2 separate regions of the Homo sapiens genome follow, and region 1 is linked to region 2. Evidence: chromatin loops called from intact Hi-C (ENCODE). Cell type or tissue: heart right ventricle. All regions are shown on one strand. Each heading gives the region's core, and the rest is flanking DNA. Links, peaks and the distances in the headings are about the cores only. Region 1 overlaps PPM1H (protein phosphatase, Mg2+/Mn2+ dependent 1H). Region 2 has its middle 29 kb from the start of MON2.

Evidence for each region. Peaks named below come from ENCODE experiments on the same cell type or tissue, not always from the same donor. Only the 100,000 strongest peaks of a DNase experiment are listed, where the experiment ranks them.
Region 1: a loop joins it to region 2, with 5 times the contacts of the local background. A loop is called at or near these places in 35 of 110 quality-filtered maps.

The regions. Positions count from the first base shown.
Region 1 is chr12:62,811,993-62,814,910 of GRCh38, reverse strand. All of the region lies in intron 2 of PPM1H (protein phosphatase, Mg2+/Mn2+ dependent 1H), which reads left to right. Among named protein-coding and RNA genes, the nearest start is that of PPM1H, 120 kb to the left of the region's middle. In heart right ventricle, for the core only: CTCF peaks have their summits at 1,286 and 1,487 (motif pointing right); a DNase peak (open chromatin) is centred at 1,510; H3K4me3 peaks cover 592 bases; H3K27ac peaks cover 931 bases.
Region 2 is chr12:62,436,706-62,439,623 of GRCh38, reverse strand. No RefSeq gene overlaps it. Among named protein-coding and RNA genes, the nearest start is that of MON2, 29 kb to the left of the region's middle. In heart right ventricle, for the core only: a CTCF peak has its summit at 1,304 (motif pointing left); a DNase peak (open chromatin) is centred at 1,298.

The DNA of each region.
Region 1 (2,918 bases), core at 180-2,679, 380 kb before region 2:
TGGAAATCAAACCATATAATCACATATATAGTGGGGAAACAGAAAAATATGGCAACTCTGTTTCCCCAAGGGGAAGTGATCAATCCCTTTTCTTTGGTAGTGGGAGAGACGGGGTAGAAAGTGCATTCTGTGCTCATACAGGACATTTTGTAAAATCAACGATGAGATGTCACTCAAAGTGGGATTTCTACATTTGTGATAGGCCTTTCCTGCTGTTGATATGGCCCCTCCACCGGTTGTATAAATACCTGAATAGTTAGGGTGGCAAAGGGAAGAATAATATTAAATAAGCTAAGGACTTGTGAATGCTACCAGGAGGATACCACTTTTTCCCTTCAGACAACTATTTCTAAATTAACAGTCTCCAAATCGTAAGTTAAAAACAATTTTTTTGGCAGGGTGTGGTGGCTCATGCCTGTAATTTCACAGCATTGGGAGACCAAGGCAGGAGGGTCACTTGAGGCCAGGAGTTTGAGACCCAGCCTGGGCAACATAGCAAGACCCTCTCTACAAAAAATTTAAAAATTAGCCAGGTGTGGTGGCACATGCCTGTAGTCCTAGCTTCTTGGGGCGGCCAACGTGGGAGGATAGCTTGAGGCCAGGAGTTCCAGACTAGCTTGGGCAAAATAAGGAGAACTCATCTCTACAAAAATAAAAATAAAAAATAAAGCCTGGTGTGGTGGTGCACTCATGGTCCCATCTACTCAGGAGGCTGAGGTGGGAGGATGGCTTGAACCCAGGAGACTGAGGCTGCAGTGAACTATGATCATGCCACTGCACTCCAGCTTGGGTGACAGAGCAAGACCTTGTCTCTTAGAAAAAAAATGCACCCCCAATGTGTTTGTTCATTTATTGATCATTTATTGATATATAACCTACTACTGTGTATCCATAAAGTATATAATTATTTTAAAACTATAAAGATACATTTAAAATTTTTAAATGTTTTAATAATTTAAGGGCAATAAAGATGAAAAGGCAACGTTTTAAAATAACAACAGCTAACAGTGATACAGTGTTAATTGTATGCCAGGCATTGATTTAAGTGTTTTTCACACAGTAACTCATTTACTGTCTTGCTAAGAGCAAAGACTTCCTGCTATCATTAGCTAATATCTCAAGGCAAAATTCATCATTAACAATAGCGAGTATAATTCCATATTTCAACTCTCCCCTTGAGCGTTTCAGAGTATTTTGGCTAGATATGATGATGATGATTGTCAGATATGACTGGATTGTCATTCCTGGGAATATCAAGTGCCAGCTCTGACATGTTCTTATTTGCTCATGTTTTCTATCTGTAGTTTCTTTGCAGAAATTTTTTTAACCTGTTGTCTACTATGTGAGGAATAATTTTAATTTAAAATTTAGTAGTATAATCACCAGTTAGGGGCACAGGTCCCCTGCAATGGGTTGCCATATACCAAAACTAACAGGCATGGAAGAGCACCAGCATCCCATGCACGCGGAGGATTGACTTACGTACCACGCGAGGGCGCCAGTGTCATCCCGAATGAAAACTAGGAAAGCATTTCTAACGTGTCTCTTACACGCCGACCAATTCCCCCTCACATTCATGTGCTTCGTGTGGAGAGCACTCGTCTCAGGGGAAGAGGGATAAAGAGGTTTGCAAAACTCTAGAGCTCTGTGCAGTGAGTAAAGGAAGGCAAAACCGTCGTTTCCTTAAGCTGGAACAAATACCTCAAACCCCACTCCTTGGCTTTGTGTATTTCCTCTCCTACATCTGGGTATTTCTGTTGGTCTCCACAGGAAACGTCTGAGGTTATGTCTAGAACCTCTCCTTCTCAGTTGGCACTCCATAAAGAGGGGATGGGTACCTCACAACCACCCAGATGGCTAACGCTGGCTGTTTTAGTCTATGGATTCCCCGGAGTTCAGGTGCACGTTGATGTAGCTCCTGTTCGAGTAGGGCTAAAATTTAAGCTGGTCATTTTTGACATCTTTGGTTGGCCCTGGGATCAGTATACCTGAAGCTGAATGGACACCACCTGCTTGTTTCTGAAATGACTTCAGCTCCTTGTTTAATAGTTAGATTTCTGTTTGGAACAATCTTGTATTTGTTGAAAGGCCCAAGGAGTCTTTTCCAGTTAGAACTCATTAAGTTCTGGCATACTAGATTTTTTGAAAAATGGGAAAAAGAAAATAAAATTATTAAAAAGCAGTTTCCTTTTGCGAGAAGAGAATGTGATAGTGAGCCTACTGTAGAGAAAGTCTAAAAGAGAAACTGAATTTTCAAGCTCTCAATTTTTCACCTTCTGGAATCTTCCTTCATCAGGCTGCAGATGTATTCCTGAATAGAAGTAGGTAGGCATTTGTGTGTTATAAATTGCATATAAGACTGATTCTTTGTAAATGAAATAATTTAGAGTGCAACTGGAAAACTGCCTCAAAGTTATTGTTTTGTGAGTCAGAAGTGATTTCTGCCAAATTGAATTATATGGTAAGTCAGGAAGGGGCTTGATACTGTTTTTCTTCAAGTGGAGTACACATTTAACTCATGTTTATCTGGAGCAAAAATAAGGTTAAACATTTGTTAGAATGAATATGAGTAATTTTGAAGGTATTATGTCAAGAGCTAGGTTACTCTAATTATGAAGGGTCTGATTTGCATCCTGTGCTGGTGCCCCATCAACATTTTCTGAAGCTTCCGGAAGAGTAATGCAGAGCCATTGCCGAAACATTTGAGCAATCAGACACGTATGCAATTACTAGTAAGCAATAAACAAATTAAAATAACACAAGCAACACTGAAGTGCAAGGCCACACAGTAACAGAAGCCGAGGAGATTAATTACACAAAGTTATGTGACACTGGGGAGAGGGAAAGATCCCTTAACTTGGAGTCTGAAGAACTAGGTTCAAATCCTATCTCTGCCACATACCAGCAGAGTTACTTAA
Region 2 (2,918 bases), core at 259-2,758:
TGGAGCCGGAGGCCATTATCCTTAGCAAACTAACACAAGAACAGAAACCAAATACTACATGTTCTCATTATGAGACACATGGATACATAGAGAGAAAGAACACACACTGGGACTTATTTGAGGGCAAAGTGTGGGAGGAGGGAGAGGATCAGGAAAAATAATGAGTACAAGGCTTAATACCTGGGTGATGAAATAATCTGTACAACAAACTCCCATGACACAAGTTTACCTATATAACAAACCTACACATGTACCTCTGAACTTAAAATAAAAGTTAAATTTAAAAAAGAGACAGAGACAGCAGATCAGAAAGATAAACAGCAAAATATTAATGCTGGTTATCACTGGTTGGTGGGATATTAGACAATTTTTGCTTTTAACCGTGATCATTCAAATGCTTTATATTGAACCTGTACTGTTTTCAACATTAAAAAAAATACTCAGGTTTAAGAAGAAACTAAAAAATAAAAACAGAAAATTGAAGAATGCTCTTCTCTGTACTCTTAAAGCAAACAGGCCTGTTTGCCTTAAGAAAAGTTTAAAAAGCACAAATAAGAACTGTAAAAAGCACTGCAAATGTTAGATGATAAGGTATATGTTGTGTAGAAAGTGAAAATTGTATCTTTTATAAAACCATTATTAAACAAAGAAATACAATGTAAATTTCCTGGAAACATACCAGAAGCAAAACTTTTAAACAAAATTCTGAGCTGGGTTTGACTTCTAGGACTGCATGGGCCCCTATTGTAGCAGCTGTGAGTGCAGAAACCCAAAAGATCAGAGAGCAAGGTGATACCTGTGACTTAGCCCTTCAGTGTCAACCTGGACACATCCTCATAATAGCCCCATTCCCTAAAGGATGCGGTTCCCTGGATGGTCCAAAGTGGGACTTCAGCCTAGTCTTTACAGACTTTTTAAGCAAAAACTCAGGGAGGTTAAATAACAAGCCAAGGTTGCCCAGTTGGGGAGGCCTGATGTCTTGAGAATCTGTGTTTTCCCTACATCCCTGTCCTCAGTTGAGATTATCTGAGGAATGTAAAGGCAGAAATTTTTGTTACCTGGAGATTTGAAGAGAGACCAAATGTTTGTGGGAAAACGACAGTCAAATCGACCATCAAAATCAGTAGAAATGTATTCCTATTTACCAATTTTAACACGTTAATACCAATAATCATTTTTCTGTGCACCAATTGTATAGCTTAAGAATTTGAAGCTCCCGTACATCAAGTTGGAAGCACTTTTTCTTTAGTGAAGTCTTGGAAAGATCAGAATAACTGGGTTCACACAGCTGGACACTCCTGCCCCCTGCTGGCTAGAATTAACTAAAACCAGACGATTTTAAGTTAACTGTAGGAACAACACTTTGAAACCTCTCAACTTTTCTAATAAAAGATAGCCAGCTCTTCCCTTACTTTGACGGGTAAAGTTCTTAGTTTATTTTCTTCAAAAGAGAGAGAGAGGGAACAGCTTGCATTCTGCTTTTCCCTCCTCTTCCTCCATCTTGTTGCCTTGTCATAGCCTGCCCAAGTGCTGATTTGTTTCATTATATGGTAAGAAGATAAGGGCAGTGTGTTTATAATTCAAATGTAATCAACAGTTTAAAATAGTATCCAGTACACAGAAGGTGCTCAGTAAATGTTGAGCAAATAAGAAGCAGAGGCAAAGTTGGAGAGAAAGCTGGAGAGAAAGATTGAGAGACGAGGATAAGAAAGAGAACCTATTCTTTCATGGACTGTTTCTCCCCTCTATTTGGGAGAGATATTTATTTAAGAAATACTAATATCATCCTTAGTATGTGCCAGGCATAGGAAATAGGAACTCAGTTAAGTAGGCATAAACAGGCATTGTCCTAAGCACTTTACAAATATTCTTAGTCCTCATAATAAACCTATAAAGTGAACATTATTATATTTATTTTACAAATTCGGAGACTAAAGCAGGAAGATTAAGTGAAATTCCCCAATGTTTAATTGCTAGTATAAGTGATGGGGCTGAGATTTAATCCTAGGGAGTTTGGCTCCACAATTCACACTTTTAACCAGACACATGCTGCCTCTCCAAAAAATGCAAAGAGGGGAGAGCAGAGATAGGGGAGAGCACAGAGAGGGGAGAAAAATAGTTGCGGAAGAATTGTACCAATCTTTCCACATAAGTCACTTGCCTTCTGGAACATTGTTAGAGTGGGTTATTTCAAAAGACCTGTCTTCAAGTCTGACATTCTCTCTGCTGCTTGGTCTAGTCTATTGTTGAAGCTTTCAACTATATTTTGTATTTTATTTGAGGACTTCTTCAGTATCAGAATTTCTGTTTGGTTCTTTTTGTATATCTATCTCTTTGGTTAATTTCTCATTTATATCCTGAATTGTTTTTCTGATTTCTTTGTATTGTTTTTTTGAAATTCTCTTGTAACTTACTGAGCTTTTTTAGTATCATAATTTTGAATTCTTGGCCGGGTACAGTGGCTCACACCTGTAATCTCAGCACTTTGGGAGGCGGAGGCAGGCGGATCACTTGAGGTCAGGAGTTCGAGACCAGCCCGGCCAACATGGTGAAACCTCATTTCTACAAAGATACAAAAATTAGCTGGGTGTGGTGGTGCACGCTTGTAATCCCAGCTACTCAGGAGGCTGAGGTAGGAGAATCCCTTGAATCCAGGAGGTGGAGGTTGCAGTGAGCTGAGATCATGCCACTGCACCCCAGCCTGGGTGACAGAGCAAGACTCAGTCTCAAATAATAAATAATAATAATAGTATTGAATTCTTTTTCCAGGATTTCATGAATTTCTTTTTGATTGGGGTCTGTTGCTGAGGAATTATTTATTGTGTTCCTTTGGAGGTGTCATTTCCTTGCTTTTTCAAGCTTCCCTTATTCTTACGTTGATACCTTCTCAACTAGTGTAATAATCACTTCTTCCAGTT